Regions from separate parts of the Homo sapiens genome. Here region 1 is linked to region 2. Evidence: chromatin loops called from intact Hi-C (ENCODE). Cell type or tissue: ascending aorta. All regions are shown on one strand. Each heading gives the region's core, and the rest is flanking DNA. Links, peaks and the distances in the headings are about the cores only. Region 1 overlaps FHOD3 (formin homology 2 domain containing 3). Region 2 overlaps FHOD3 (formin homology 2 domain containing 3).

Region 1 (16,597 bases), core at 4,295-12,294, 88 kb before region 2:
TTCACTGAAAATGTGTGTGAAAGCCTTGGAGAGAAACCACAGGGTGAGTATCACAGGAGATGTTAAATCAGAGAATGAGTGGGAGAAGAGAAAATCAAGTAACCGTATGACATATAAGGAAAGGGGTTAGCTATGTAAAGGAGTCTGATGGATCTCTGGAGAATAAAATCTGTTATGGACAATTGAGGCCTTCACTTATGGAAAAAAATCTCCAAAACAAAGAGAAAAATATTTATGAAATATATTTTGCCAATTTATTTATCCAAGGATATAGCTTGGGTAAAATCCTACCTGGATTCAGTGAAAAATATACCTGCAAGGTGGGGAACACAGATCTCAGTGCAGGAGAAAGATGTGACTTTCATATTACAGACTGCCATGAGTCCCACAGATGTTCTCCCTAGAAAAGGTGAGTCACCTATGGCTATCACTCATAGGTGGCAGGGAAAATGGAGGGAAGAAACCACCATCCCTGGCAGCTACAGGGAGGGAGTAACCAAATTCAATATTCCAGGCTCACTATGGAACTATTTCCATCAGCTCTGGACACTAAGGCATAGATAGAGTTTATTTATCTTCCTCATAAAATAAGTTCAGACAAACTTCTAACTTTTGTAAGCTATTATTATTTTGTGGGAATTCTTCCCTGCTGTATCCAGCCAAACCTAATCAACAATCAGAGTAAAGAGGTTTGTAATACCTCTTGCACAGTAATTGATAAAACTGTTATGCATATAATAGATTTGTTTAACCCAATTAATAAGTTTTATCTAATAGATTAACATGTATATAACCTGGTGCCCAAATGGGAGAAAACATATTCTTTCAAATATATAAGGACTACTCAAAAATTGACCATCAATTGTGTCACAAAGCTCAAGAATGAATGCCACAAACTGGTTTCACACGAGCTACCTTACTGATCATAATGCAACTGCATTGAAAATCAATAACAAGGAGATAAATTTGAAAAAAATCCATATAATTGGAAAAACTAAAACATGTCTAATAACTTAGGTCAGAAAAAAAAACATGGACAATTAGAATACATTTAAAGGGTACCATAATGAAAAAGCTGAATATGAAGTTTTGTAGAATACCTCTAAAGTAGTATTTAGAAGGAAATTTATTGTCTTAAGTATTTATATTAGAAGAAAAGAAAGAGTAAAAATTAATGAGTGATCAGCTCAACAATTGGAAAGGCAACAGTGGAATAAATTCAAAGAAGGCAAAAGGAAAAAAATAAAGAGCAAAGACTAATAAAATAGGAAAACGAAGGTGTATAGACAAAAATCAACAAAACTAAAAGCTGGTTTATAATTGTGAAAAACCTAATAGACAAGTTCCATCAAAATTATTCAAGAAAAAGGGCCATAAATGAGCATATTCAGGAATGACAGGTAAATACAATTATAGATATAGTGACCAAAAAACATTACAAAAATAAGGGGAAATTTTTATAATACACTTGAAAAATTAAAGAAATGGATGATTTTCTAAAAACATATAATTGACCAAATCTGATTGAGAAAGAAATAGAAATTTTGAATAGCCCTGTTAACAAAAGAAATTGAGTTAATTAATTACAAATATATTCACACCCATGAAAAAAAATCCACGAAAGTCAGATTTTTAATGTGATTTCTACTACTCAAGGAAGAGTTCAAGTTAGACATATGGAAAGTTTCAGACAACATAAAGAAGAAAAAATCTCCCACAACCCATTTTACATGATTCATATTACTCTGACACTAAAGCCAGATAAGAACAGTGTGAAGACGGCAACTTATATACTATTTGCAATTATGAACACCAACGCAAAAATCTGAAACAAAATCACATTGGGTTTGCCCAACAAATGTAAGGGTAATGTAAGATGACAGTATAAATGAATACAATTTACCACGTTAATAGTTTATTGGAGAAAAACCATGGCTACCTCTGCAAATGCAGAAAAAGCTTTAAATTCAACAACCATTTGTTTAAAAAAAAAAACCCTTTACTATGCTTAGTAATAGAAGAAAACTTTCTTAATCTGACAGTGGGTATTTGGCAAGGAAAATTTTAAAAACTAGAGTAAGTATCTTTTTTTCTTTCTTTCTTTCTTTCTTCTTTTTTTTTTTTTTTTTTTTTTTTGAGACAGGGTCTCATTGTCACTCAGGCCAGAATGATCATGGCTCACTGAATCCTTGACCTCCCGAGCTCAAGTGATTCTCCCACCTCAGCCTCCTGAATAGCTGGGACCACAGGCATGCACCATCATGCCCATTTAATTTTTGTGTTTTTTGTAGAGTTGGGGTTTTGCCATGTTGCTCAAGCTGGTCTCGAACTCTTGGGCTGAAGCAATCCTGCCTTGGCCTCCCAAAGTGCTGGGATTACAGGCATGAGCCACTATACCTGGCCAGTATCATTCTTAATGCTGAAATATTAAGAACAGTTTACTGTTAAAAATAATATAAGGATGTTTCCATCATTGCTTATATTTGACATTATTCTGGTGGTCCAAGCCAGAATACTAAGAAAAGTAAAAAGCATAAGGGAAGGAAAGAAATACAACATCACTATTTACAGATAATCTGACCATCTATAAAGATAATCCAAGAAAACCTATGTTATTTTATTAAGAGTCTAGCAAAGTTTCTATATATAAAACATAGAAATAGCAATTACATTTTTACATTAGCAACAATTTACCAAGTTAATCATAAGCTAACTATGAAATTACTTAACTAATAATATGAAAGACCTTTATAAAACCTTATTAAAAGACCCAAATGAAAGCTATATCACATTTATGTATTGAAAAAAATCAATGCAGTCAGGATGCCAATTCTTTTTTTCCAATTAATACAATTTCAAATCAATATCCCAAAAGGATTTTTCATGAAATTTTATGAGCTGAGTCCAAAATTTTTACACAGGACCTGAGGTTTTAAGGATAACCAAGACAATTTTGAGTAAGAACAAAGCAGAGCACTGGCCACATTCAATATGAAGCCCATTCTGAAACCACAATGATTGCCCGTCAAAGTGGTCTTGGTGCACAAATGAAAACATGGACGAATGGAGTGAGACAGTGAGCCATGACACAGACTCATACACAGATAGAATCCTGATTCATGTCAAATGTGTTATTACACATCTGTGGGGAAGTGATGGACTGTTTAACAAATGGTGCTGAGACAACTTTTAGCCATATAAAACAAAATACAGGCTGGGCATGGTGGCTCATGTCTGTAATCCCAGCACTTTGGGAGGCTGAGGCGGGATCACCTGCGGTCAGGAGTTTGAGACCAGCCTGACCAACGTGGAGAAGCCTGTCTCTACTAAAAATACAAAATTAGCTGGGCATGGTGGCGCATGCCTGTAATCCCAGCTACTGGCTGAGGCAGAAGGATCACTTGAACCTGGGAGGTGGAGGTTGCAGTGAGCATAGATTGCACCACTGCACTCCAGCCTGGGCAACAGAAGCAAAACTCCATCTAAAAAAAAAAAAAATACAACTAGTCCCACCTTATACCAAATATAAAAATAAATTCTAGATAGTTTAAGTGAAAAATGTAAAAGACAAAACTTTACAACATTGAGATCTCAAGATATGGAAGTTTTTTTAGACCAAAGAGCAACCAAAAAGGAAAGATTTGATAAATTTGCATATATTAAAATTTAAAATTTGTGCACATTGAAAGACTACATAAGAATAAAGAAGAGCAACAACCTGGGAGAAACTACTTGTAACATATATAAACTACAAAGGATTAGTATACATTGTACAAAAAGAACCCCTTCAAATCAGTAAGCAAAAGACAAACTACCCAGAGGAAAATGGGCAAAGGGTAATGAGCATTTTAAATGGCCAATACAGATATGAGTGATGCTCATCTTCACTAGAAATCAGGGAAAAGGAATGCAAGCAAAACCCACAGTGATATACTGTTTCACACCTATCAGATTATGGATTGACAAAAATTAATGTCTGATGACACTAACCCATTGGCACAGAATAACTCATACACTGCTTCTAGAAGTCGAAATTAATATAATCATTTTGGAAAAAAAAACACTTAATACATTTGAAGATGTATATATCCTAAAACCTAGCAATTCCACTTCTACGTTTATCTAGAAAGTAACTTTTGCATGCATAAAGAAGATAGACATGTATGGTAAATAATTCTATATGTTGCAGTGTTTTTATTGCTTGCTAGTGGTTAATTAGAATTATACAAATACCTACAAATAAACAAAATATAGTTTGTTTTTAGAAAGGAATACTCTACATCTGTGAAAATTAATAACTAGAATGATATGAACATAGGTAATTCCCCAAAGCAAAATATATAGATAGTGAAAAGTAGACTGAAGAAAAGAAACCATATTCTATCATTTCTATGAAGTTTAAATACATGTATGGCAAATCTACAAGCTAGTGATACATGTACATTTCATAAAAACAAAACCATATCTGAGAATAACAAACACCAAATTCAGTGTAGTGATCATCTCTGGGGAAGAAGGGAAATCAAAGGGATAAGGGTTTCAATGTTATATCTGATACTCTTTATTGCTCTATAACTTTCTAGATTTATCTAAAATTTTCTGTAAGTCCTGAATATATATTTTAAAGCCATTCTATTTCTCTTAAATAAATAAAAGTCCTTCTTAGGTGGATAATTAACTTGTATATCAAATATCTTTGAAACCCCAAGCTAACTGAACATCAATAGTTAGATCCAGTTCTAGAATTCAGAAACACAACCAAAAATAGGGTAGTTTATACAGGAGAATGATTTTAGGAGCCAAATAATGTCTTCTTAGCAGCTTACGTTTTGGGGTCAGATCCTATTTTCTCATTCATCTCTACCCTGGCACATAGAAGAGCCTCACTGTCTGATGAATCAACTAATGATTGAATAAACAGGATGCATGAAGTCAGAATAATATGTATATGCTAGTCTCCGTGCTCCCAGACCCCCAGCCTATTCTCTAAGGTATGATAAGGACCTACAGAGGAGTTTTTTGCACTAGACCCTTCCCACTGGCAACAGCTGAGTGAATGCAGGGTGGGTGCCTGCCCCAAAGGCACCCCATCAAAAGGCAGGCTATCCAGTGGCATAGGAGGCTCCTGGCACAGAAGGCTGAGTTAATCATAGTCATGTCTCAGGGCTGTGCACTGGGAGAGAGATTGTGCATTTGAGAGAAGCAAAAGCAAAAGGGCCTGGAGGTGGGGAGGCCCTTGGTGGCCCTGTATGAGACCAAAGTGTGAGAGGATAAAATAGAGAAGGAGCCAAAGTTGTAGGGAGAAAAAAAAAAAGATGCCAACTGTATGAAGAGAGAAAGGGGGTGGCAGCAGGAAGCAAAGGAACAGAGGAGACCACGTGGAAAGGGACTGAGACATGTGAGTGGCAGAGCATCAGAGGACACAGCTAAGAACTTGCATGGCCAGGGACACCCAGCTTACCCTGATTTCTGGTGCACGGAGGTGGCCATGGAGGGTGGGGACATGATTAGCCAGCCTTCCCTAGGTGTGCAGGAGGCCTGTCCTATGGCTGACAACCCAGTGTGCTGACAATCACGGCAGTTCTTCCCTAGCCTCCCATCGCTGGGAAGACACTGAGCTCAAAGGGCCCTAAGATTCCAGGGAAAGGAAATACAGGACAACAAAAAGTAGTATTGGCATTCAAAAATCCCCAGAAGTAACAGTACATTTCAAGTTCAATTTTTTGAGGAAAAAAATGTTACTGGAAGAGTCAAATCCAGAGCAGTGTGCATCATAGAGTATTCTCAAGTCTTCCTCTTCTTTGCATAAGAGTTTGTGACATCTTATCCCAGAACTTACTCCCAGGGGCACGTGCTTGCATGTGACAGCTTTACATGTTTGTCTTCATGTGAAGTCTCGGAGCTGCCCCAAGATGCTCCCCTCACTGTCTCAGTTAGCGTTATTTGTATTCATATTCTCCTAGCCAAGTGACAGGGGTTCCAGGAACTTCAGCTCTCACTTAGCAAGTCACTGAAACTAGAAAAAGTTTTACTGACCTCCATTTTAAGAATGCAAGAAGAACCACAAAGGGAATTTAAAGTCCAACCAGACACCTAGTTGCTGAATAAATGCATCAAAATTGACAAGCAGCTTCACCAGTGAACAGGAAGAGCCATGGGAGGCTGAAACAAGAAGACTGCTCAAGGCCAGGAGTTCAAGGCCACAGTGAGCTATGATCACGCCACTGCATTCCAGCCTGGGTGACAGAGCAAGACCCTGTCTCTCAAAAAAATAAAAATAAATTTTTAAAAGAAGGGCCTCAAGCCTGTCACAAAATTGAGGGTGGAAGAGGATCTGCATCCCCTGGTATATAAATGTGGATTCAACCCTCAGCACTGTTTTCTAGTCATGAGGCTGTCACTGCACTGAGGCTGTGACAGAAAACACAGGTGCATCGTAAGTCAGGTGAACTTGAAAGCCAAGGCTTCAGTGTCACCAAAACTCAGGGCTCATTGTTCAGATTTCAGCACAGAAGCAATAGAAAGTTCCCTAAACCCAGTATCAGAATTTTTGACTTTCCTTCCTTTTGAAAATATACTCTGAAATCACAGTGGAAATCAATGGCAGACTGAAATTTTAGATCCAAATATTAGTTTAACACATATGTGAGGTGGAGAGGTAAAGTAAATGACTTACATTGTTTTTCTCATAGGAATTCAGCATTTCCATTATCCAAACTTGAATAATAAAAGAATTTGTTTCAGAAAGAACCAAAATATATATATCAGAGGGATATACATATCCCTCATATATGTGTTAAACTAATATTTAATATATATCCCTCTGACATATGTATCTCAGAGAGGGATTTCTGTCCGTGAAGCAATGGAATGGAAAGGGAGCAGGATGCAACAGAAGAAAGGGGTCCTAAGGCAGCTGTGGCTACTCACTCCCCACCTGACCTTGGGTTAGCTTCAGGAATGCCCTGCAGTTCCCTCCTTCCCGCTGAGTGTGGAGGACAGATCGAGGAACCCCTGTCCAGATCCCAGGCTAAGTTCACCCATAGTCTCCAGCCATTTCTTTGTGCCTCTCCCTCTGCCTGCTCTCTGGGAGTGTTCACTACTGTCAGGGACCCAGAAAACCTACTAAGTGGTGATTAGGAATACTTTACTCAGGTTCCCACTTTTTTTGAGAGGGAGAGGTAAAGTAAATGGCTTACATTGTTTTTTCTCATAGGAATTCAACATTATTTCCATTATACAAACTTGAATAATAAAAGGGCTGGTTTCAGAAAGAACCAAAATTACATACTTGATCATGAGAATAACTTCTTAGATTCGGAAATAAACAGTTCATTTGTTCCATAACACAATGGGGTTTTTTAATGCATAAACAGTAACCTCTCCTTTTTCTGACTTCTTGCCTTTTTAACAGAAAAGTGATTTGCCAGAAGAACGATACAAGACAACTAGCCCAATCTCCATCTTAGGTAGTTTGGAATGTCTCTTGGCTCTTAACAGAACAAACCCACTGCCCAGGCTGAGCAAAGACAACACAGACAGATGATCAAAAGCTGAGGGGGAGATTTTCTGTCAATGACAGTCTTTCTTTTTCGATGATGAGTTGGCACTTTGTTTATCTAATTACCTGCAAATAGACTAAACATAAAACAGGAAATCTTTATAAAGATAAGGCTAAGACAAATAGGAGAGATTAAAATATACTAGATTTTTCAGTTGCACTAAGCCCAGAAGAAAAGGATTAAAAAAAGAGGAAGTACACTAGTTTCACTTTTAAAACACTTAAGAACCATTCAAAATATAATTTAAGTCTGCCAGATAGCCTGCAATTACTTTTTGAACAAAGTGAGTAACTTTAAACTCAACAGTCAGCGGGTCACTCTTCTATTTGTTTATTGCACAATAAATCTTTAGCAGACGCACAGTTTCTTATAAAAATAGACACAGAATATTGCAGCAACTCCTTTAAAGAAAAAGCAGTCTCTCTCCATCCCCTTCAATCTAGGCTGAACGTGTGATTGGCTTTGGCCAATGTAGCAATCAGAAATATGATTCGATTCAAGCAGAGGCTTGAAAAGTATCTGCACGCCGGGGCTTGCTCCCATGTTGCCCTTGGGAACCCTACACCACTGCCATTTGAACAAGTCTGGGCGAGGTGGCTGGGCCGTGAGGCATGGTGCCAAGCTGCCCCATCAAGTCAGCTGATAGCCAGACAATTGCTAGATATCAAATGAGATGATCAACGACCGGCTGACTGCAAACACAAGTTAACCCGGCTCAGACCAGAGTAATTTTTCAAGGTGAGCCTGGCCAAAATTACCAACCCATAAGATCATGAGGTAAATGCATGGTTGTTGTTTTAAACCACCATGTTTTGGTGGTTTCTTATGTAGTTAAAAGCTGACTGAAACAGGATGGGTTTTGAAAATATTTTCTCTATTTCTGTCTGAGGAAGTTGGCACTTCATTGGCGGACTCCAATAAAATCTGAAATGTTGAAGCAATTAAAGTTATCTTACAATATGACCTATTAGCAAAACTCATATACCACTGTCCCCTAAAATGTCCCCTAAGATGGCCTCCATGCCAATCAAGCCACTCACCATCTTGCTTCCCAAAGAAGTCTAGTTCCTTTGCCTAGTGGTATCTCACTTCCTCTCTACCCAAGTTCTTCAAGACACCTCCCTTGATGACCACAGTGGACACTGCTCTTTATTTCTCCAGACTCCTGGATGTGTCCTTTCGGCACATCGTCACAAATGATTGGTTCGTTCCTTCACTGTTTTGTGAATGAACATTGTTTCTGGCACGGCTTACTCCCTTGTTGCCTTTGGGAACACATCAGAAGCAGTCCCTGTCGCCTGCTTCTCCTCCTTCCCCCACAGCAACTGTGTCTGAGTGCCATCAATACACACTGACTGAATTTTGTTGTCTACTTCAGTGATATGAGCAATGCCACAAAAACACATGTTGTAGCAAGTGGACAAATTTATGGACAATGAAACCTATCACTTTCGTGTTGCTTTTTTCTTTTGTCTCTCTTTACAGAAATTAGCTTTTCTAATAAAAGTTTCCCATAAAGTAAAAGTTGGCACACTGAACTCATCCAACTTTCTACATCTAACTGGAGTCTATTTCAGTGGTGAAAAAAGGAAAGCTCTTGGACTTCCATTTTCAGTCCATTTGGAGTAACAGGAACCAGATTTACCTGTACCTGAAACAACTAAAAACCAGAAAAAATCTATGAAACAGCAGCACTGAAGAAACTGGCCATCAGATGGTGAAGGCCAGTGATTCCTGAGAGATGAAAAGCAAAGGAGGTGTTCCTCATGATTGCCCTAGCTTACTGATTGGAGAACATTTGCAGGCTGTGGTGCATAAAGGGAAAACCCAGGCAGAGCCTGGAAGTCTCCCTGAGTAGAGGAGACAAAGCTGGGAGTCTAGAGAGGCCAATGGGGATAACACTGGCAGGGTAACATACCAGAAAGGGTCTATACAGAGAGAGAGAGACCTCTGTACATCTGCAGAAGGTTTCCCTCAAGTAACTAGGTGAGGATTGTTCAGCATATGCATGTAAAAAGTAATCTGTGGCCAGTGAAAGAACTATCCAAATGAATTAGAGCAAACAGTGTCTGGAAATTATATAAGGCAGAGAGTACTGCCTGTTCCCAACAGTTACAGAGAAAAACTTCATAATTCAGAGGGAACTGGTTAAAGTTTTAACAAGTGTCTTGCCTCAGTAGTGGAAATATATTGGACTAAACATAGCTCTGGTCCTGCCTAACAAAGCTAATTATGCAAGACCTGCAAGGATCAAACTGTTTCTGAGTTAAGCCCATCCCAGAACAAAGCTCAAAAATATTTATAAGAACACAAACACATCCAGCACCCAGCAAGATAAAATTTACAAAATATGACATCCAATAAGAAATGACCAAGCATGCAAAGAAGTACAAAAATACAAGCCATAATCAGAAGAAAAAAAGTAAATTATTTGAAACCAATCCAGAAATGACACAGATGATAGAATTAGTTGGGGAGAATGATAAAACAGTTATGACTATAGTCCACATATTCAAGAAGCTAGAGAAAATATTTAACATGTTAAAATATGAAAGGTATTAAGAAAGAGACCACTTGAAACAGTAGATTGTCACCACAGAAGAAAAATAATTAGCGAACTTGAAGACACAGCAACATAATTATTCAAAATGAAACACATTCAAAATGAAGCAAAATGAAAAAAATCAACAGACCACCAGTGAACTTTGTGGAAACTTCAAATGACCCAATATACATGCTATTAGAGTTATCAAAAGAAAGGGGAGGTAAAAAGTACCAAACATTTTTAAAGAAATAAGCACTAAGATTTTTCGCAATTTGATGAAAACTGTAAACACACAGATTCAAGAATCTCAAGTCCCAAGCGTAAGAAACATGAAAAAACTACACCAAGGCATATCAAAATCAAACTGCTAAAAACCAATGACAGAGTTAACCTTAAAAGCAGCCAAAGGAAAAAAATGATATGTTACATGCAGAGGTATAAAAATAAAAACAGAAGATTTATCATCAAAAACAATGTAAAGTAGAACAAAGTGGTGCAACATCTTTAGAGTACTGAAAGAAAAAAAAACGCTATCAACTTATAATTCTTTACCTAGCAATAACTGTCTTTCAAAAATTAAGGTGAAATATTTTTTCCAGACATATAAAAACAGGAATAATTCATTATCTAGACCTGCACTAAAAGAAATGTTGGCAGAAGATAAATAATACCACATGGCCATCTTGATTTACACAAAAATAAAAAAGAATTAGAAAAGATAATGACACAGGTAAATATAAGCCTTATTTTATTATTTAAATATATTTAAAAGATAATCAATTGTTTACAGCAGACATAATAACAATGTATTGTGGAGTTTACAACATTTTAAAGGTAAAATCCATGATCACCGTAGCATAAAGGCTGGAAGAAAAAAAATGAAAGTGTGTTGTTGCAGGGTTGTTATGCTATGCATGAAATACATACTATCACTTAAAGGTAGACTATGATAAATTAAAATGTATACTATAAACCCCAATGCAATCACTAAAATAATACACTTATTGCTAATAAGGCAACAAAAGAGAGAAAATGAACTAATCAAGAATATGCAACCCCCCAAAAGGAAGAAAGAATAAAAAGGTGGAACAAATAAAAAATATAAACTCAAACAAATCAATAATCACATTAAATGGTTTAAACACTCCAATTAAAAGGTAGAGATTATCAGACTGGATTAAAAAAAAGATTCAACACTATATTGCCTACAAGAAACATAAAACCTAATTTATGTTCAAATAATAAAAAAGATATACCATATTAATACTATTTTTTTTAAAGCTGAGGCTATATTAATACCAGATAAAGTAGACCTAAGAATCAAGTATGTTACCAGGTATAAAGGTCATTTCAAATGAAAGGAGTCAAGCCATCAGTAGGATATAACAATTGTAAATATTTATGCACCTAATAAAAGAGCTTCAAGATACGAGGGAAAACTAATAGAACAGCAACATATTTTTAAAAATCAAAATTATAGAATGCAGTTTATTACTCTCTCAGTAACAGAACAAGACAGACAAGCACTAAGGATACGGAATACTAGAACAATACCATCAACCAAATAGACATCTACAGAACATTTTACCCCAAAACATCAGGATACATATTCTTTTCAAGTTTACACAGTATATTTGCCACAGTTGATCCTATTCTGGGCTGTAAAACAAATATCAATAAATTTAAAAGTATCCAAGTCATACAACATATGTTCTCTGACCGCAATTTTATTAAATTAGAAATCAGTAACAGAAAGATAGTTGGAATATCCACAAATACTTATAAGCTAAATAAATACTTTAAAATAACCCATGGGGTAAAGACTTTTTAAAAATTGACAGAGAACTTAAGAAGCATATTAAGAGAAGATAAAAACACAACATATTAAACTTTGTGGAATGCAGCAAAAGCAATACTTAGAGGAAAATTTGTAACACTGAATGCCTATATTAGAAAAGATAAAAAGTCTCAAATCAATGACCTCATCTCCTAACTGAAAAAAAGAGCAAATTTTACACAAAGTGAGCAGAAGCAAGAAAATAAAACAAACAGAAAAACAGTATAAAAATTAAATGAAACCAAAAACTGGTTCTTTGTGGTCAAAAAAAAATTGATAAATCTCTAGCCAGACTGATTGGAAAGAAGAGAGAGAAGACACAAATTACCAATATTAAGAATGAGAAATACGATCACTGCAGATTTTACAGATACTAAAAAAAATAATAAGGGACTATTCTGAACAATTACATTCCAATAACTTTGACAACTTAGATGAAATGGAAGAATTTCTTGAAAGACAAATCTACTAAAACTCACTCAAGAGGAAATGGATGATCTGATAAGAATATAAGATAAATATCTATTAGAGGCATTGAATTTGTGGTTTTAAACTTTCCCTTGAAGAAAGCTCCAGTCTTAGATGTCCTCATGGTGAATTCTATGAAATATTTAAGGAAGAGCTAGTACTAATTCTACGCAGCCTCTTCTAGAAAGCTAAAGAGGAAGGAGTATGTTTCCCCTCATTTTATGAGCATTACTCATGTACAGCCATTGTGGAAGACAGGCAATTTCTTAAAAGCTAAACATCCACCTGCCATAAAACTTGGCAATTCTACTTTTAGTAACAACCATGCACTACTTAACATTTCAGTCAACAATGTTCTACAAGATAGTGGTTCCATAGATTACAATGAAGCTGAAAATGTACTATCACCTAGTGATGTTATAGCCATCATAACATTGTAGCACAACTACTTTTCTTTTTTAATAACGTTAGTGTAGCCTCAGTACACAGTGTTTATAAAGTCTACAGTGATGTACAGTAATGTCCTAGGCATGAACAGTAATGTTCATGCTTTCAATTCTGTAAGCTCCATTCATGGTGAGTACCCCACATAGATGTACCATTTTTTTCTCTTTAATACTGTATTTTTACCATACCTTTTCTATGTTTAGATACGGAAATACTTCTCACTGTGTTACAACTGCCTACAGTATTTGGTACAGTTACACGCTGCAAGGTTTGCAGTCTAGGAGTAACAGGCTATACCATATAGCCTAGGAGGACATCTGGGACTGGAGCTTTCTTCATGGGAAAGTTTACAACTACAAATTCAATGTCTCTATCTTTGTTTATCTTATATTAATTCATACAGATTATTTCATCTTCTGTGAGTTTTGGTAGTTTTTGTCTTTCAAGAAATTCTTCCATTTCATCTAAGTTGTCAAAGTTATTGGAATATAATTGTTCAGAATAGTCCCTTATTATTTTTGTATAGCAAAATTGCCCAACACTGCTTTTCTCAGAACATAGCCCCATCATTAAGTGACGAATGACTATATTTACCCAAGAGAAATGAAAGCACATGTACATACAAAGACAACCCAAGTGTCTATCAACAGGTAAACAGATAAATTATGGTTTATGTACACAATGGAATACTACTCAATCAAAAGAAATTGAAACACACAACAACATGAAGGAATATCAAAACAATTATACTAACTGAAAGAAGTCAACTCCCCTCAAAGAGTATATACTGCCTGATTACACTTATATAAAATGCTAAAAACACACATGCAAATGAATCTACAATGAAGAAGCAGATCAGTGGTTGCTTAGGGATGGGGAAGGGCAGCAATAATCACAAAGAGGCAGCAGAAGATTTTTGGGGTGATGGATATGCACATTATCTCCATTGTGGTCAGGGTTTCACTGTTGTACACATACGCCAAAACTTATGTGCTGTTTCTTGCGTGTCAATTTTACTGCAAAAGCTGTTTTAAAAAAATATCCCTTGGTAAGTTCAAGTTAAGTAAAATCTTATTTGCGAAAGATGCAAACCTTCGATGTTTCCTATTTAAAAAGTAAATTATCATCTCTGGTAAAATATTAACAAAAGCAAAAACTAAGTTCATAAAATATCTGATACTTGAAATTAGCACTTAATTCACAAGTAGATAATTTGATATGAAGACTTAGAGGTCAAAAATAATAATAAAATGGCATTGAAATGATGCTGAGCAATGAGATCGTCCTCACAACCTGGCTATGAAATTGAGGATCACCCTGTCTAATGATACAGGACAAGAGGTAACTCTAAGTTATGCCCAGTTGTAAAAGGCATTTGCTTGCCCTGAAAAAAGAAAAATTAAGAATCTTCCTTCATAGCTTCAGGGTCATATCCTAGCTCTCATGATGAAACCAGCAAGCCCCAGAGGCATCTCCAAGAAACAGGCAGCTTTTCTCATCACCACTGCTACAATCCTGAAGACAGCCATCATCAGAGACTGGATGTGGATTTCAGTCTCCCTCTTGCTTTCTATTCTCCAGCCTGTTGCACACACTGCTTCAGTGCAGATCTGAGCTCCTTGGCCATGGGAAGGAATAGCAGGGCTCACGCAGTGTGCTGTGGAGACTGGTCCCACATGGAGTCTCACATTACTGTGCTGGCTCATATCTAGAGCATGAAGCCATTCCTCCAGGCCCTGGCTGTTGTCATGCTTCAGCCTGTCCACTGGCCCCTTTGTAGGCCCTGACTTTGGCATACAGCAGTTCTTGCCAGTTCTCTCATTCCCTCTTAATTTCCACCCTCCATCTAAGACCAAGTGAGTCCTCCGGCCCAAAGGAGGTCAGTCCTCTCCTGTCACAGCCCCAAGTCCACCTGTTTGGCTTCACAATTTGCCAATCTCCTGGAAGCTTCCCAAAGCGCTGACTGCCACCAGCATCTCCTGTGTTACGTGGCTCCCAGGCCTTGCTGGCCAGGACCAAGGCACATTCTTCCTTCCCATCTCCTCTCTGCTTCTTCACTCCAGGCCAACTCACTCTTCTTTTGCACACTTGCCTCTTCTCTAAATGCTAAATTGATTCCAAATGGTCTCCCATCTTTCCCAGATTTGCAAAACCCTGTTTTGAAGAAAGATATGGACTCGCTCCATTTTCTTATCCCCCTCTTAACCTCCCTGCCCCCCCACCAGGCCAATCTCAGAGCAAATAGCAATTTGCCTTACATTAGTGACTCAGTTTCCCAGACCTTTTGCCAGGGGTATCCCCCACAACAACAGAGCACCTGTGCTAGGCCCCCAGTTTGATTGCCTCTCTCTTTTCAGCTCTCCTATGAAGGTTCATTTTCTTCGCAGCATTCACTGCAGTGGAAACTCTTTATTTGCAGATGATTTGCTCATCTTCTGCTTCTGCCACTGAAGTGTAAGCCCTGTGAAGTCAGGGACTGTGTCTGATTCAATCGATACACTCAATAAGTACTTGTTGAATGAAATATATGAGTATGTAAGACTTGTGTATCCTACATACATAATTTCCAAAATTAACTGGAAACTCAGTATCCTTCCATTATAACAATAAAACTTATTTAGTCCTCATTACTGGGCTTTGAGGGAAGGAATGGGGAAAGAGATAGGAAAACAAACATTCAGTGATCTAGCAATATACATTTTCTTTTTTGAGACAGGGTCTCACTCTGTCACCCAGGCTGGAATGCAGTGGCATGACCTTAGCTCACAGCAGCTGCCAACTCCTGGGCTCAAGTGATCCTCCTGCCTCTGCCTCCTGAGTAGCTGCAACCATGGGCATAAGCCACCACACCTGGGGTCTCTTTGTTGCCTGGGCTGGTCTCAAGCAATCCTTCCACCTCAGCCTCCCAAAGTGCTGGGATTATAGGCATGAGCTACTGCGCCCAGCCCAGTAATACATTTTTCTGAAGGAGAAATCTCAATCTCAATCTCTCTCTCTCTCTCTCTCTCTCTCTCTCTCTCTCTCACATACACACACACCCCTTTTTGCTCTGTGATCTTTGTACAATAATGGTACAAAACTAATGTAGCAAGTGACAACTGGAAACCATGGCAAAGATGGGAGTAGGAATGGTGGGAAAAAGTCAAGTCAGATCTAAAACATGTGTGGGAGAAAGAATCTCCAGTACCTGCTGAGGACCCACAGTCCCACAGCACAGCACAGCCCAGGTTCCCTAGGGCCCACAGTCACTTTGTGAACCTACCATTAGCGAGCCAGACCCCACTCTGAACTTACTGCATCAACAGAACCAGTGCTTCTCTTGCGTGCTTTGGATGTAACGCAATCAATTAATAAGGACCACATTTAGCCTTACAGGGACTCTTATTGTTTGTAACAAGACTGCTGTCAGGAACTAGTGGCAGGCAAGTGGGAAGACTGCTTCTGCGCAGTCCAAGGAGAACACAGCATCTTTGAATGGTGGGGAATCAGACCACATTTGTACTGCTTGTTTCCTACTGGCATTTGTGGACTGGGTGCCATTAACTGTGTCACATAGAAAAACAATGTCCTTTATCCCATTATTTTACATTCTATTTGGGATTTTCTCAGAGAAGTTTGTTTTTTAAAAATGTACTTTAATCAACCAATTTAATTTTTTTAAAAACTAGAACCCCATTGCACAATGTGGCTCTCAATTCCACTGACAATTTTTTTTTAAGTATTGGGTTGACCAAGTGA
Region 2 (16,597 bases), core at 3,227-11,226:
TCGGCCTTTTCTATCCACGTCCTTTATCATGACCTGAAATTGCTACAGACGCTTGTTCACCTACTATATGCCTCTGTTGCCTCTAAGAATGTAAGCTTCACAGCAGCGAAGAGGCTTTATCTGACCCATGAGCTGTTCAGTCAGCATATGTGTGAAGGGTAGGCCAGCCCGTCCTCTGAATCCATCCCTCTATGCTGTGTGGAGTGAGCCCTCCCAGCCCCCAGCCTCCCTTTCTCACCTCGTAGTAGCCCCCAGCAAAGCCAAGCCCCGCCTCCGCCCCAACCATTGCGATGAGGGCAAGTCATGCCCTGGGCTGCCATTCTGGAGGTAACCTCCTCCCCACACAGGGAGCTGAGTACTTTAGAGTGCTGGGAACTCTTCGGAGAGTATCTGCCCTCATAACTTGAGGCCCACGATTGCTTCTCTGCTTCTATTCTGTAGGAATAGACTACATTCCAGTGTATTTTTCTCAACTACACGGTTGGAGGTTGAAGGAGAAGGTATGGCATCACGAGTTGTGCTTTGTACGTTTAGGGCTGAAGAAATTTCTTCAAGTAAATAAAAAGACCTAGCAAGTTCAGGCTTGGCAACTTCCTCAGTGGGTGGACTATTATTATGTGGTTTAAGCCTCTAAATGCCTCCCCAGGAAAGAACCTGGCTGCTGCCCAACCCACTCCCCCCATTAGCTGGTCTCAGCAAGGCCCCTTAGCCCACCTCACAGAGGCTCCCTCTGAGTATCTCTGTGGTGAAGGGGCCTTGACCGATACGGTCTCAGGCACCCAGAATCCCTAAGCCATTCTCCTACATGTGGCTCTCTAATTAAGAAACCACTGTTTTCTAGCAAAGCCTCCTTTTTCTATTGGTCTCAACATGCCTATTCCTGTCTTTCTCTCCTCTGTGATACAGGCTCTGTTTGGAGCTTTTTTGGCACTGTAATTTGTTTTTTTAAAAAAATCCCCAAACATCTTCTGATGCATAATTTTAGGTTTCTATGAATTTGGCTTCTACTGAGTTTAAGTTTATGTGGATGTACCTTTGGAAGCTTTACTATGTAAATTAATAATAAGCATATTAGTTAAATCACTTTAGGAAAAAAGAGCACTAGAACACTAATTTTGTAGAAATGCATGGTACTAATTTCAAGGACATACTAACTCATCGTCAAAATATGTCCTGCAGGATCCTCCTCAGAAGTACCTTACTAGCATTACTGCATCAACTTGAAAGTAAAAAAGGTACATTCCATCAAAAGAATTCTATGAGCCAACCTCATTAATCCAGAAATCACTTACTCTGATGCCCTCATGTATCTGGAATGCAGTCAAAACCCTTGGAAGCTTGGAACAGCCACAGTGGAGGCCACACACCCTCTCCAAGTCCAAAGACACTGCTCATCCCATAGCTCTTAAAAATCCACCCTTGGTGCCCCTTGCGCTTATGTTAGACACATTTTATAATAAATGGAGTGGATATTAAGATTCACAGCCCACGTCTGCTGAGAAGAGGCAAATCGGGGAGGATAATGACGGAGAAGGAGAGGCAGGCCCAGTGTGGCAGCAAGAGAGAGTGTCACAAACGAGGCGAGTGGAACAAGCTGCAAGGATGCCAGAGCACACACCACAGTGTGGCCCAGACATGTCAGCAAAGCATCACTCCAATCTGAACTTTCTGATTTCCAGCTTTGCCTGGCATGCCTTCACGTGGTAACGAAGGGTTTCACTACAACTTACAGGCTCAAGCACCTGCCCATTTGTCCAGCACCGAGAGAAATCAATTGGAATTGATTCTCATTCTTATGGAGCATCCAAGGCCATGGAAGACACAGCAGTCACAAAGCAGTCACACAGGAGTACAGGGCAACAAGCAGGCAGCATCAGCATCAGTGGTCTCAAGACAACCAAGCTGGTGGAGAGGGAGTAGATTCGCTGTCTCTGGAGGCTCTGCACGGCCACTTACTAAGGCCTTTGCAGAAGGAGTTCAGAGCCTGCAGAGGGTGGACTGGCTGACCCCATGTAAGGTCCCTGCGAATCCAAGATTCTCTGCTTCTACTTTCAACAGCGTCTTGAGTGCCGGGTTGCTGAGGACAGATGCAAACAGAGAGCTTTCTTAGAGGACAGCTCCGGCATTGTAGATGAGAGCAAGGCTCAGAACTGGATCCAGCCAGCCCTTTCCAGCTTCCATGGAGCAAAAGAACCATGTGATGGCTTTTGGGGTCCTGTTCACACAAACAACCTCACTTTCTTTGGGCTGGAGAAACACACTGGAGCTCTAGATCCAGCCTTTGGGCTTTCTGTTACCTACATTTTCTTTAATTACAATCTAGGAAATACTAGTATTCCATTTTTAGTTGTCTGTTATAATAAAGACTATGTTTATGTTGTTCTAAAGCATGCAGCTAAATCACAGTATATAACAGAAATCTGAAATAATCCCCTTGCATACGGGGGGTGCAAAAGCAGGAATATACAGATGGCTGTGAATTGTTACACATTTCATAATGATTTAGCACATTTTGGGGGTTACTGAGCTGAGCTTTACTTTCTATTGCAGCTATCATTTTGCACTCTCAAAATAAAGGCTAAAAGCCTTCAGAGGACCAGAGATTCCTCTTGACCCAAGGAAGTAACATTTGTCAAGTCAAGCCTCAGTCCAGGGATTGAACCTCCATATTCCATAAATAACACAGGGCTCAATGTCAGCTCTGCGACAGGGAGGCTGGGCTGGAGGGAAGGGTAGCAGGATGGTGTCAACAAAGAGCCTTGTTCTTGCTGTTGTTTTATTTTCTAGGTCAACCCACAGGAAGAGTGTGGAGTTGCCTGTACAGAACCTGTGTATCTAGATTTCAGATAAAATGTAATCACCAAATATGTGGGAAGGTAATAAAAAGACAGTCTCTTAATACTTTTACACGTAAAAACAAACTGGAAGTCCTTTCATCTTTTATTGCACTTACAGAAATACAAGAACTATACTTAGCAGGTCAAATATGCTGCTCGTTAAGGAAAAATAAAAGAATTCCAAAAAATCTTCAAATTCCTAATTTCTCTTCTAAAAATTCAACAGCCAAAAAAGAAAACAATTTCCAAACCTCAAGATTGAAATTACAAAGGGGGTTGGAAAACCATGCTTCATTTTATTTGTTTCATTTTCCACTAAAACATCATAAATATATGTTATATAAATGGATGCTGGTTATTAAAACTGAATTCGAAAGTGGTAAGATAACTTGATCTATAAAGTTTTACCACATTGTTTACAAGCTCATCAGCACTTTAGAATATACAAGTATTACTATAAAGAAAAAAAGATCTCAAGTGACTTAGGATACAAACTCTTTATTTAAACATTGTATCTCAATGCCATATACTTAAGCTCAGAATTTCTGAGCAAGCAGCTCAGAGTGTGCCCTAAAGCCTTCGTAACTGGTTATCAAACAATCCAACAGACATCCCAGACTCCAAATCTCAACCTTCCCGACCTCTAACAGGTTATCTGTAACATGAGGTGTATATTACCAGAAATAAAGTATAGGCCCAAACATATTAACTAAGTACAGAACTCTGGGTCTTGTTTTGCAGGTGTCCTTCAAGGGAGAGTGTGGAGACTATGGTTGGCACATCCACCAGAACAGGAAGTCATGAGCACCGAACCCATGTGGTCCAGCCTCAGGGCCTGATGGCCAACCTGCTTATGACACAATGCAATTTGCAGAAGGTATAGTAACCAAGTGTAAGGCTGGGTAGCCCTTAGGATTTTGCTAGCGAACAGGAAATCTTACAGAATGTAAAATATAGCAGACAACTCAAAATAATTAAAAATAACAATAAATAGTGCTACAAATTGGCATTTTCTTCTTCTATTTTTTTTTCCAGCACCAGGCTGGAGTGCAATGGCGCGATCTCAGCTCACAGCAACCTCCACCTCGAGGGTTCAAGCAATTCTCCTGCCTCAGCCTCCTGAGTAGCTAGGATTACAGGCATGCACCACCAAGCCCAGCTAATTTTGTATTTTTAGTAGACATGGGGTTTCTCCATATTGGTCAGGCTGGTCTCAAACTCCCGACCTCAGATGATCCACCCTCCTCAACCTCCCAAAGTGCTAGGATTACAGGCGTGAGCCACCGCGCCTGGCTGGCATTTTCTCTATTGAGATAAAATTCTGGGGCTTAGATGAAGGTTGTGTTACCCCGGAAATCGCCTACATGACCAAGTGAATTTCTATCCTACCTTAACTCTGCTTACCTTTGGGAAATACGATGCCTGAGGTCAGAAGCTCCCCCTCCTGACTAAACTGGCTCCGACTGCTGGGATCCAGGGTGGCCGCTCACTTGGCCTCTGAAGAGTTTCTAACTTCATTATCATCTAACTCTCATGCAAAAGGACACTTCCACCAGCACCCTGACAGTTGATAATCACCATGACAACAATGAGAAGAAACCATAAAAGGACAAAAAGAAAAGTGGCATTCTACTTTGAGAAGTTCCCCCCACCATCTCCAGAAAAGACATGACTATTCCTTCCCTTGCTTTTAATGCCCCAACCCCTTCATTGAAGATGCCCTGTATCTGTGACTTCCCCACTCTCTCGAACTGAGGAGCTGATTTGTGAACCACGCTTCCACTTCTCAATTCCATGGCCATCGAATAAAGCCTGTACTGCTTGGTGCTCACTTTTGGTTTTGTGTATTGGCTTCACAGCACCAATCAGGGAAAGACCCCCCTTTTTTGGGGACTGGCTTTGTCAGTAAGAGCTTCTTTAAAGAACCATTAATAAAAGTGGGCAAGAGTCAGAAAACATCCACTTGGCTAACTTTCTCTTCAGATATTCAAGGTAATTATGAATAATTGACAAAATGTAACACGCGGCCAGGCACGGTGGCTCATGTCTGTAATCCCAGCACTTTGCGGGGCCGAGGTGGGAGGATCACGAGGTCAGGAGTTCAGCCTGACCAACATGGTGGAATCTGTCTCTACTAAAAACACAAAAATTAGCTGGGCATGGTGGCGCATGCCTGTAATCCCAGCTACTCAGGTGGCTGAGGCAGGAGAATCACTTGAAGCCAGGAGGCGGCAGGAGGTTGCAGTGAGCCGAGATCGTGCCACTGCACTCCAGCCTGGGCGACAGAGTGAGACTCTGTCTCAAAAAAAAAAAAAAGTAACATGCACATCTTTTATTGTTTACTAAGGAATACCAAAATCCCTGCACTAAGATATTGCCCGAAGGAGCATCTTGATAGTATATGCAGAATGAAATTCGTGGTTGAGGGAAATCAACAAGATTGGGTACTTTTCCAGTTGGCAGCATTCCCATTTTCAAATACAAAACTTCACATTCTAAGGAGGCTATGTAACTTGTCGCATAGCCCATTTCTGGAAGAAGTTAAAGAAAAACCCAGGTCAATCTGATTCTTTCCACTATACTATGGAGGTTCCCATCTTTCACTCTGGTGCAAAAACTTAAGCCTTGGGAAAATGTGACAAATATTATCTTCTGAGTAACAATAAAGGTGAAAGAACTCTCTTAAGTAAATAACCAGCCCTGGAAACATGAAAATGAACAGCTAAAACCCAGGTTTGGCAAATGTGCTGTTAGAAGAGTGTGGCAGGCAGCTCACATCTCTTTGGAGTAGGGGGAGAAGGGCTGGCAGATGGGGGCTAGAGTAGAGAGTGGCAGAACCCTGCAGGCTCCCAGAAGCCTGTGCTGCTTCTGGTACTCTTGCTCATCCAACTCTCCTAGAAAAGGGCAGAACATCTCTCTGGAAGGAACAGCATGCTGCCTACTTTGGTGTTTCTGCATTTCCCTAAATGTTCTTCCAGATTAGAGCCACCCACTTCTACTCTTCCTCCAACTGCTAAAACTCATCTGGTTGCCCTGGGCTACAGGGGCAGAAGAGTCAAAGGTGCACCCTTAGTTTCTGCTTCTTGCGTTCACAAAAATAATGTCTTTGTAAGTTAAAATTCTGGTTTATCAGCAAGCCTCTTAAGAATTGAGGAACCACAATCAGCTCCCTGAAGATGATCATCTCAGAGTGAATGGAAGAAACTGCTGTTTAGCCCTGTGTCTGGAGACCTGTCTGGACAGTGGGGCCCCCTCAGCCTGCTGCCCTCTTTGAGGCCTGGCCTGAATCACTTCTCTCTCACTCTGAGGTCTTCCTAAAACAATAACTAGTAAAACTTGCTTTTTCCCTTTTTTTTCCTACTGAGATTATTCTCACATGGGGGACTCTAACATATCAAATCAGTGAGAATGAGTGTTCTGGGTATGCACAGCCAAGTGGCCGGTAGAAGAGCAACAGCCCTAATGAAGAAGCTGGCACTTTATACCCACAATGACTCCAACACAAATATTACATGACTATGCCATTAAAACCCATGGAATTTTAGAAATCTCATCGAATATAATGTTGATAAACATGCAAAAATTCAAACACAACCTCATTCACTAAACATATTTTTATGCCATTAGAAACAAAGCTCTTTAAACACAGCACAGCATTGGAAACAATTCGATTAACAAGATGAGAAAAGTCGAATGAATAATAGTACATTCATATGACTGTATATTATGTAGGCATTAAATATTGTAGTTTAAAAATTTTGTAGTAACAAAGGAAATGCTTATAATATACTCAGAGTTAATTTTGTAAGAAAAATTTAAAAAATCAGAAGAAAAGGTACCAAAAAATGATGATCTTTATGTGGTAGTGTTTCTAGGTAATTTTTATTTTACTTTTTTTGTATTTCTAAAGTTTTATACAAAGAGAGTATGTTATTTTTGTAATCACAAAAAAATTCAGTAAATGTTTTAAAAAGTTATTTTTTACTATCAAGATTTCCATATTATACCAGTAAACTTTAGCTATTTTAGTTTTTTGAGAAGGGGTCTATGTGTTATTCAAGCTGATCATGAACTGGGATCCAGGGATCTTCCTGTCTCAGCCTCCCGATAGCTGGGACTACAGGCCACCATGCCCAGTTGCCATATTTTTTCTTTAATCTGTAATCATTAACTGAATTATAAAAAAATTAGTCTTAATTGAATTTCTATTAATGAAATATATTTCAATTCAATTAATGTGGGAATTATAAACACAACATCCAATATCAAGGATGGATTTAAGACAATAGTGCAATTCAAGGAACTAACTATAATGTTCTAGCAACTCCCTTTGCCTGGACCATATAGAATTTGCTGGCTGAGTACATCTCATGCTATTGCAGTATATTTACAGTGTTTTTATAATATTAACAATTGGACTTCTGGCTTCCAGCTGGAAAGATGTCGAGTGTCACTCCCAACCTAATAATAAGAGAGAGACAAACAATCTTTCACGCCATAACTTTTCTTGAGCCCATCATATACCTGGGGTTGCAGGAAAACCAAGTAGCCTGAAATCTAGGGAGGGAGAGTGTTCTATCCACCCAGAAAGGGTGAGAGGCCAGCAATGGACTATCATCTGAGGCAGGGTAGGGGAGGAAAATGAAGCCATTTATACAAAGCAGCAGGAAAAACTCAGGCTGGGCATGCTGGCTCACGCCTGTATTCTTAGCACTTTGGGAGGCCAAGGTGGGAGAATCACCTAAGCTCAGGAGTTTGAGACCAGACTGGGCAACATGGTGAAACCCCATCTCCATTCAAAACACAGAAAATTAGCTGGGTGTGGTGGTGTGTTCCCTGTGGTCCCAGCTACTCAGGAGGCTGAGGTAGGAGGATTGCTTGAGCCTGGGCTGTTGAGGCTGCAGTGAGCCGAGACTGTGTCACTATACTCCAGCCTGGGTGACAGAGTGAGACTCCGTCTCAAAATAATAATAATAGTAATAATAATAATAATAATAATTAAACAATAAAACCTCAGATAATAGTTTTAGCAAATTGTCAAATGTCAACTGTGGGCTACCATGAGAGCATAAACCCCTTGGAACTGCAGACACAAAGGGATTTGGCAGCCACCAGTAGGCTGCTCTCCATGGCACTCACAAAGAAGCTGGGGGCAGGGCTGGGACCTAAGAAACTTTCCCAGTAGTGCAGGCCTAGCGGTGCACAGCCACACAGCAGGCAGAACAGCAACAACCCTAAAGGAGGAAGGGAGCAGCCAGCACTGTGAAAAGGAGGGGAAACCCCAGCCAGAGGCTTCTCCTCTTTGAGACAAAAGCCTTAAGCCACAGGGAAGGTCAACAAGGTGGGGGAGGAGAAGGGAAAAGAATAAAACCCTGTACTCCTAGGGCAGGGGCAGGAAACCATACTGGGCATCTCCTGTTGCTTAGTGTTTTACGTCTTCTTCACTATTATCACTCCCATTTTGTAGATGAAAAAGCAACCCACCCCAAGGATGGTGCAGGCGTGTGTGACCCCAAAGCTCTGGCACTGACTGTCAGATGCAGCATATCGTGATTCCAGGAAGGCCTTGTGACCCCAATGAAGAAACACAGCTGGATGGTCAGAGTTCAACGGCTTCCCACTAATTGTACAATGACCCTAAAATGCCTTGACTGATCAGTGTCAACCTGCAGGCTGCACTGGTTTATGCATTCCTTGTCTCTGTCCCACTAGACATTTTCATCAATGGCATGGAAGATCTGCTTATTCATTTTTTGTTAAATAAAATTAGCACTAACAGTTAATAAGAGAAAGAAGCAGAACAGAATTCTTAATTATCTTGAGGCTGGAACTCTGGCCCACAATCAATGGGGGAAAAATGCAAGGCCCTGAATTTAAACGTGAATCAATCAATCGCAGACACGCAGAATGGAAGAAACTGGCAGATAAAAATGTGTGACAAAAATCCGGAAGGCTTAGTGGATTACCGGTTCAAACGGAGGCAACAGCCAAGGCTGCTGCTAAAAGATGTAATATATCAGAGGTGGGATTTGTGGAAGAATGACATCGCATCCCAGCTACCATATTACTATTCTTTGTACTACATGAACAGAAGAGTTGGTAACCAGTATGATGAGGAGCTGAAAATTATATCCCCAAGTACTATCTGTAGCAGCCATCAAGTTTAGCTTGGACAGGGTTCACATGGTAACTGCCTGTAAATACTTTGCTTCCACAGCAAGTCAGAGTGTCTTGTTCAACAAAACAATGCACAAGCATTTGGTTAATGACAGGTAATGCATGTCCGAAAAAGGAAGGCTTTCCACCAATTCCAGCATGCAACAGTATTCCTGGGCAACCTAGGCAAATGATTTGATGATCCCTCTGCATCTAGAAGTATGAGGAATGGGACTGATGATGTCAGGAACACCTTTAACATGACATTGCCATCTCTTCAAGGCTAGGATTCTATTATTTACATTACGTAACTTACAAAGGTCTTCAGCTCTCACCCCCATATTTGGGTCATCTGAGCAGATCACACAACAGTGACATGCCAGTGGCTCCAAGACCAGAGGGCTCACCGAATCTCCTCTCCTTGCCCATCAGCCAGTGTCTCCTGGGGCACATGGAGCACCAGGCTCCATGGCACTTAGCTCTCTTTGGGAATATTTCCTTCATCTCCAAACCAGTGTGTCCAAAGTTTTCTTGCCAACAAACCCCAATGTCCAACTCTTCTACTGCCATTGGCACTGCCATATTTCTAGCTGCAGAGTCAAACTGTGACCCCCAACCTTTGATTCCTTTTATTTTCCTATATCCAGAAATCTCCTCCTAGAAGGCTAGTCCTCAAAATGTCTCTATTTTTTCATTATTCTGTTTCCACTGCTACTCTCACCTCACAGCTGTGATACTGAGCTAACCCTTCCCACCCAGCTTTCCCATCCCTGTCAATTTCCCCTCCTCCACCACTCCATTCTACACACCACGTTACTTATTTTTTCTTCATTTTGCAGTCCTAAACAAACTTTCAGCAATGTCCCCAGTGTTGGGGGTGGGGTGGCTGGCGGGTGGGCTCATAGGTTCTCTAATGTATATGACAGAGAAAGAGAGAGCGCATGAGCACGAGCATGTATGTATGTGTGTGTACGTGCGTGCAAGGAGGGCCTTGGCCAGGGCTCCTCCAGATAGGCCTACATAGGAGTAGGGAGGCCTGCACACCCTCACACAAGTAGAAAGGAAGTCTGGAGACCTGTGATCAGCAATATGGGGCACAGATGGAAGGATGAGATCCAATGGGGCTGATGGGAACTTAGACAGAGCAAGGCAAGCTAACCTGGAGAGCAATGCAGACAGGGAAGCTTCCATGCCAGCGCCCTGAGGCACCCCTAAGAGGCAGCAAGGAGGTGAGAGTTTGCCAGGCTCAGGGCCCTGAGGCCTTCCCCTTGGGCCAAAAGAGGATCCATAGAGATAAAGAGACAGACTCTCTGTGCTGGGTGACAAAGGGCCATGCTGTATAGACTGAATCATCTTACTCCAATTAATTAGAATTCCAGATGTATGAAGAGAAAAAAATCCACATCCTGTGATAAGTCATGGGCCTGGCATCTGCCTCTTACCTCTGACTGGAGAGTTTAAAGATTGGCTCTTGTAAATAGAAAGAAACACTTTATTGAAAACACTTTTTTCTTTCTTTTAAAAAGTCATTATTTGGCTACGAATGCATTATTTTCTCCCCTGGCTATGAGTCTCAAATATCTGCAAATATGCATTGCATAATGAGCCTCTGGCAGGCTGCAAAATCACATCTTGTTGCCTTTCATGGAAGAAAAATGATGAATTATGAAAACACAGTGACAAGATGTTTCTGCTCCAGTACTTCCTTTATCAACTCTGTGACTGTATAAGGCAAAGGCAACTGGATGTCAAGGTAACCTTTCCAGGTTAAGATAAATCTGACTCTTTGTCAAAAGGAAATGCTAGGGCCCCTGGCTTTGCTGATTTCTTAATTTGAATTGGGGAAAACCCATTGCAGCTGTATTGACCAAACTGTATGTTTAAGGAGGAGACTGAGGCCTCCTTCTCAAAATCTAAGGGTCTTGGGTTGATGTATCTGTTGTTCTTTTCAATTTCTCATTATTCAGATGGGGGTGAGGGAAGAGTATCAGCAGACACTCTATTGGTTTTGTAAATAAGAGGTGATCTCATTAGAACTATGTAGACTGGAAATAAACTTGGCAGCTACTGCCTTTGTTAACTTTCAGCAACTCGCCTAGAACAGAGCACACCCTGCAGGGGGGCAGGAGACCTTCATGTGACATCACAGTTAGTGGGATGGGCTGTGGCATCACTGTTCCCCAGAATTCTCCTTTCCAACAACACAGTGAACTCCAAGGCACAGGCTGACTCTTGGCTCCACTCTCTTGTCCTCATTATGACCAGCACAGTGCAGAACACAGGAGCCAGAGACTATTCTAGACCTGCCTTTGGGAAAATAAAAGATGAAGACAGAAATCCACACAGATCCAGTGCTGACGGCCCAAATGGCTAGGGAGGAGGCGAGTGTGCCACCTTAGACAGAGGCCCTGAAGAGGCAGCCCAGAGTCCTGAACCACCACTGAGGAAGCACACACCGAGTGCACCGTGTAGGATGGGGAGGCTGGGAAAGCACAATTCCTACAAATGTATTTTTGAAACTTTTTAATTTTATAATTTTTCCATGTTATTTAGAAATGCAATAAAGATTTTCCTGTGTGTTTATTCTTTCCTGATTGTTTATTTTCCTTACAGAATGATTCCAAAGTAATATCAATATGATGCTGTTGCCACATCAGAGACTCTGAGCCATGGCATGCATTTCTGTTATTTCTGTTTTTTTTTTTCTCTGCTGCTCTTCTTCTTTTCCTCCTCCGTGGTCCTTCTCCTCCCTCTTTTCTATCTCTCCCTCTTCTTTTCTTTGTGCCTTTCCTCTCTTAGTCTATTTTTGCTGCTATAAAGAGAAATACCTGAGACTGGGTAATTTATGAAGAACAGAAATTTATTTCTCACAGTTCTGGAGGCTGGGAAGTCCCAGATCAAGGCACTGACTGTGAGGGCCCAGTCTCTCTGCATCCAAGATGGTGCCTGTTGCTGTATCTTCTGGAGGGCAGGAAGGTTGTGCCCTCACATGGCAGAGAATCAAAAGAGAGCAAATGCACTCCTTCCACAAATCCTTCTTATAATGGCATTAATCCATTCATGACAGCAGAGCTTTCATGACCTAAACACCTCTTGACACTGTTGCATTGGGGATCACGTTTACACCACAAAAATTTAGGGAGGCACATTCAGACCACAGCATTCTCTATGTAATCTCTCCCTGCTCACAGTGATTCTTCCCCATACCCATCCCACCTTCCCTAACCTTGCCCTCACTCTATTCTCTGTCTGGTGATGAGCTAACAGACTGTCAGTTTTTCTATTGTAAGCATGTTAGGTTTTATTTCCTTTTAGAAATAGGGCAAGTTGTTGGTGTTTTATCATGGCCATCATAAAACCATAAAGATATCTTAATTCAGCTGTGTCATGTACAAAAAGTCAATCTTTCTTGCAAAATCTCTTCCCATCTCCCTAGCTTTTATGTCCTTGAGACCATTCAGAGTGCCTTGGGGAGGGAGCAGGTTCCAAATGAACATGAAAGTTAGGGAGGCTTCCCAGCACAAGCAAGGAAAAAGGAGAAAAAACTGAAACAGGATATGAGATATAAATCTTCCCTCGGTCTGGCTGATGCAACCTAGAAAGCCCAGCATTTCACTCAGTGTCCAAGGTCACCTACATCAGTTTCAAAACAGAGTCACTTCCATTTTCCATAGAAAACAAAGCCAAACATTTTTTTTTAAAGATTTTCAATCTTCTGAGGGAAAGCATAGCTGTTTCTAATCTGAAATGGGGAAAAATTCTCTCATCAATAAGTACTAGAAAAAGAAAACCTGAGGGCAAGATGTGAGGGTCACCCACGGATATGGGACCCCATGGGGATTCGCATGCCAGTGCCAGCCACAGAGAAAAAGCCCTTCCAACCACACAAGGACACAATCACCAGGATTCTGAGAAGCCTGAGAAGGAGATACAGCCTAAAACTAGAACCATACTCCTCCCCAAATCAAACCAGGGCTGAGTGCTCCCAAAGGACAGCAGAATCCTTGGGAGGCAGGTGACTCCAGGGGTAGGGCCAGGGGATGGACTCCCCAGCAGAGCACAGCACTGTGAACAGCAGCCTGGAAAGGCTCACTCTAGTGGGGGTGGGCAGTGAACACAGGGATGGGGGACAGTCTGGGCAGACCACATGTGATATGGTTTGGTTCTCTGTCCCCACCCAAATCTCACCTTGAATTGTAATAATTCCCACATGTCATGGGAGGGACCCAGTGGGAGGTAAGTGAATCATGAGGGTGGGTTTTTCCCATGCTTTTCTCATGATAGTGAATAAGTCTTCTGAGATCTGATGGTTTTATAAAGGGTGGCTCCCCTGCACACACTCTCTTGCCTGCCACCATGTAAGATGTGCCTTTGCTCCTCCTCCGCCTTCCGCCATGATTTTGAGGCCTCCCCAGCCATGTGGAACTGTGAGTCCATTAAACCTCTTTCCTTTATAAATTACCCAGTCTCAGGTATGTCTTTATTAGCGGTGTGAGAACAGATTAATCCAATATGCTTTTCAGGGACCCTACAAAGCTATGCTGATTCTGTGACCTGTTTAATTCAGGTTCAAATTCTGTATCCAGGCCCTCAAGATCCCCCACTCCATCTGACCATGTTGCCCACTACAGCCACTCTGATCTCCATAACGTGCCACCCGTACAGCACTTTAACCTTGGTGCATGTGCACCTGCTCAGGACAGGGTCCCTTTCACTACTTCTCCCAAATCCCCCTGCAGTCAGGTCCCTAACACATGCTCCTCCACACCCCGGCAGAAACCAGAGAAGACTATGCCAGAGGCTTGCCCAGCTTTCGGCGCACCTGAAGTGACGGAATAGATCTGCTTCCTTGGCAGGACCTCCAGAGACCTCAGGGACCTGGCAGCCAAGGCGTGGCTGGTGGTGATGTGCCAAAATGCATGGGGAAACCAGCTAGGCTTTCATAATCAAGCACTATTTCCTCAACTACCAAATGGGAATTATATTACTTACCTGACAGTGGCCTCATGAGAATTAAATGAGATCACGCTTATAAAACACCTAGTATGGGCCGGATGTGGTGGCTCCCACCTGTAACCCCAGCACTTTGAGAGGCCAAGGCAGGTGGATCATTTGAGGCCAGGAGTTCAAGACCAGACTGGCCAACATGGTGAAACTTTGTCTCTATTAAAAATACAAAAATTAGCCCAGGGTGGTGGGTCATGCCTTTAATCCCACCTACTTGGGAGACAGGCATGGGATTTGCTCGAACTCAGGAGGTGGAGGTTGCAGGGAGCTGAGATCATGCTACTGTACTCCAGCCTGGCAACAGAGTATAAGACTCTGTCTCAATAAATAAAATAAAATAAAATACCTAGTTTGGTGCCTGGCAAATCCGTAATAAACATTGATTACTTTTATAATTGATGTTAGAGCTGAAAGGTAATCTCGGATTCTTTATCCATATAGGAATATGCATATACATATGTACAACATATAAATATATATGTACACACGAACATGAAATACAGATGGTTCACAGATCTTACATCTATGGTATAACTTTTTTTTTTTTTTGAGACAGAGTCTTGCTCCATCACCCAGGCTGGAGTGCAGTGGCATGATCTCAGCTCACTGCAACCTCTGCCTCCCGGGTTCAAGTGATTCTCCTGCCTCAGCCTCCCGAGCAGCTGGGACTACAGGCGCGTGCCACCATGCCCAGCTAATTTTTATATTTTTAGTAGAGACAGGGTTTCACCATGTTGGCCAGGCTGGTCTCGATCTCGTGATCCACCCGCTTTGGCCTTGCCAAGTGCTGGGATTACCGGTGTGAGCCACCACGCCCGGCCCTATGGTATAACATTTGATTAAATATTAAAAACCGAAGGTTCCAAAGGCACTTGATTAAAGCTTAAGAGAAGAGAAAAGAGAAATGCATTAAAATTTCATGAGCTATTTGCAATTTAAGTGTATCTTAAAATTTGTAGAGTAGTAATCCTCATTTATACTGTAACGGCTTGAAAAAAGCTGAATAAAATTTCTTTCTGCAAAACTGACTCAGAGAAAAAAGAAAGGCAAGTGATATGACAAGTGAACAAAACAGTCAACCATAACTTCCCCTTACCTTTGACCCAATGAGAGTGTACAGCCACTGAATGGTTTCATTGCGGTTTATTACTCCATTCATTCCATCCACATACAACATAATCTGGCCCAAAGCTACAGAAAACAAGAGAAAAAGGAGACATTATAGATGTATATAGAAATATAATCTTCAGTGATCATAATGCTGATCAAGATTTTCATACTTTAAGTACACAGTATGTTAAGAATCAAATCTGAGGAGAATTCCTGAGCTCTGAAATTAACTAAATCTCATTTCAGAGAGAAAGTGTCGAACACTAGAAGAAACAAGGGCTATTCCAGGCTCCCGGAAGATGCAATTAAGGCACCAATCCAGTGATTGTTGTTTCTGTGTGCCTTGATGTATAAATGCATGTTTTTCTGTTTCTATATCTGTGTGTAGTCCCAGACAGGACAAAGATATTCATGAGATGGTGTCTGGGTTGTGGCCTCCCACTGGGGCCACAAGGACAAACGAAGTTTCCAAAAGCAACCTGTCCAGTGCCCCAGTCTGTGGTCAGCAAGTCTTAGATTCTGTGGGATCATCCTGGGTTAATCCAATTTTATTCCAATAGGTCAGCAATAAATGCATAGTTAAATATTATGAGTAATTCCCTTTAAAGATTTTCAAGTAAAAACATCAGGTATCATGAAAATACATGATATCACACATTCGTCACATACCAAATCCTAAATTCTTAGTTTAGGAAAATATATAGTCACCATATACCATCATTATTCTCCAAACAGAAAACACTAGCTATGTTTTTTAAGTAAACATTAAACTCAGTTTTTCAACTCCATTATTATCAAAATAATCTGACTGATAGATAATGAACAAACAGAAGTTACATGCCCTAAAGGAAGGAGGACTCCACCAGTCACATCTAAGCTCCTAATCATATTTCACCCATAACTAATTGTCAGGGCATTGACATTTTTCTAAACAACATTTTTTATGCTGGTAACAGTAGAACAGCTTATTTTAGAAAATTAGAAAAATACAGAAGAATAAAGTGAAAATAATTCATGTTCCCATAAATTAAAGATAACCATTCTTAAAATATTGATGTATTTTCTTACATTCTTTTTTTATGCATTACAAACACACACAAAGTTTATATGTGGGTTGTAGGAAACATTCTACATGAAATACGTTGATTAGAAAGAGCAAAACAGAAAACAGTAAACACAAATTCTAAGTATGCAAATATATATGTAATATTAGAAAATGCATCCTATCCAACAGAAGATCAAATAAGAAAACTACATTAGTGGCTGGGCACAGTGGCTCATGCCTGTAATCCCAACACTTTGGGAGGCCAAGGCAGGTGGATCACATGAGGTGAGGAGTTCAAGACCAGCCTGACCAACATGGCAAAACCTTGTCTCTACTAAAAACACAAAAATTAGATGGGTGTGGTGGTGCACACCTGTAATCCCAGATACTCAGGAAGCTGAGGCAGGAAAATTGCTTGAACCCAGGAGGCGGAGGTGGCAGT

Evidence for each region. Peaks named below come from ENCODE experiments on the same cell type or tissue, not always from the same donor. Only the 100,000 strongest peaks of a DNase experiment are listed, where the experiment ranks them.
Region 1: it touches region 2 in a loop (2.4-fold over the local background); 5 of 110 quality-filtered maps call a loop at or near these places.

The regions. Positions count from the first base shown.
Region 1 is chr18:36,664,064-36,680,660 of GRCh38, reverse strand. The region is part of intron 14 of FHOD3 (formin homology 2 domain containing 3); the gene reads right to left. Among named protein-coding and RNA genes, the nearest start is that of TPGS2, 160 kb to the left of the region's middle. RefSeq lists a silencer at 6,143-6,369. In ascending aorta, for the core only: no CTCF peak of the experiment used is centred there; a DNase peak (open chromatin) is centred at 8,133; H3K4me3 peaks cover 1,119 bases; H3K27ac peaks cover 3,071 bases.
Region 2 is chr18:36,575,045-36,591,641 of GRCh38, reverse strand. It overlaps FHOD3 (formin homology 2 domain containing 3), which reads right to left. Exons shown (of 29, transcript NM_001281740.3): 6 at 15,097-15,191. Among named protein-coding and RNA genes, the nearest start is that of TPGS2, 250 kb to the left of the region's middle. RefSeq lists a silencer at 7,955-8,004. In ascending aorta, for the core only: CTCF peaks have their summits at 6,078, 6,281 and 11,111; DNase peaks (open chromatin) are centred at 10,361 and 11,221; H3K27ac peaks cover 4,923 bases.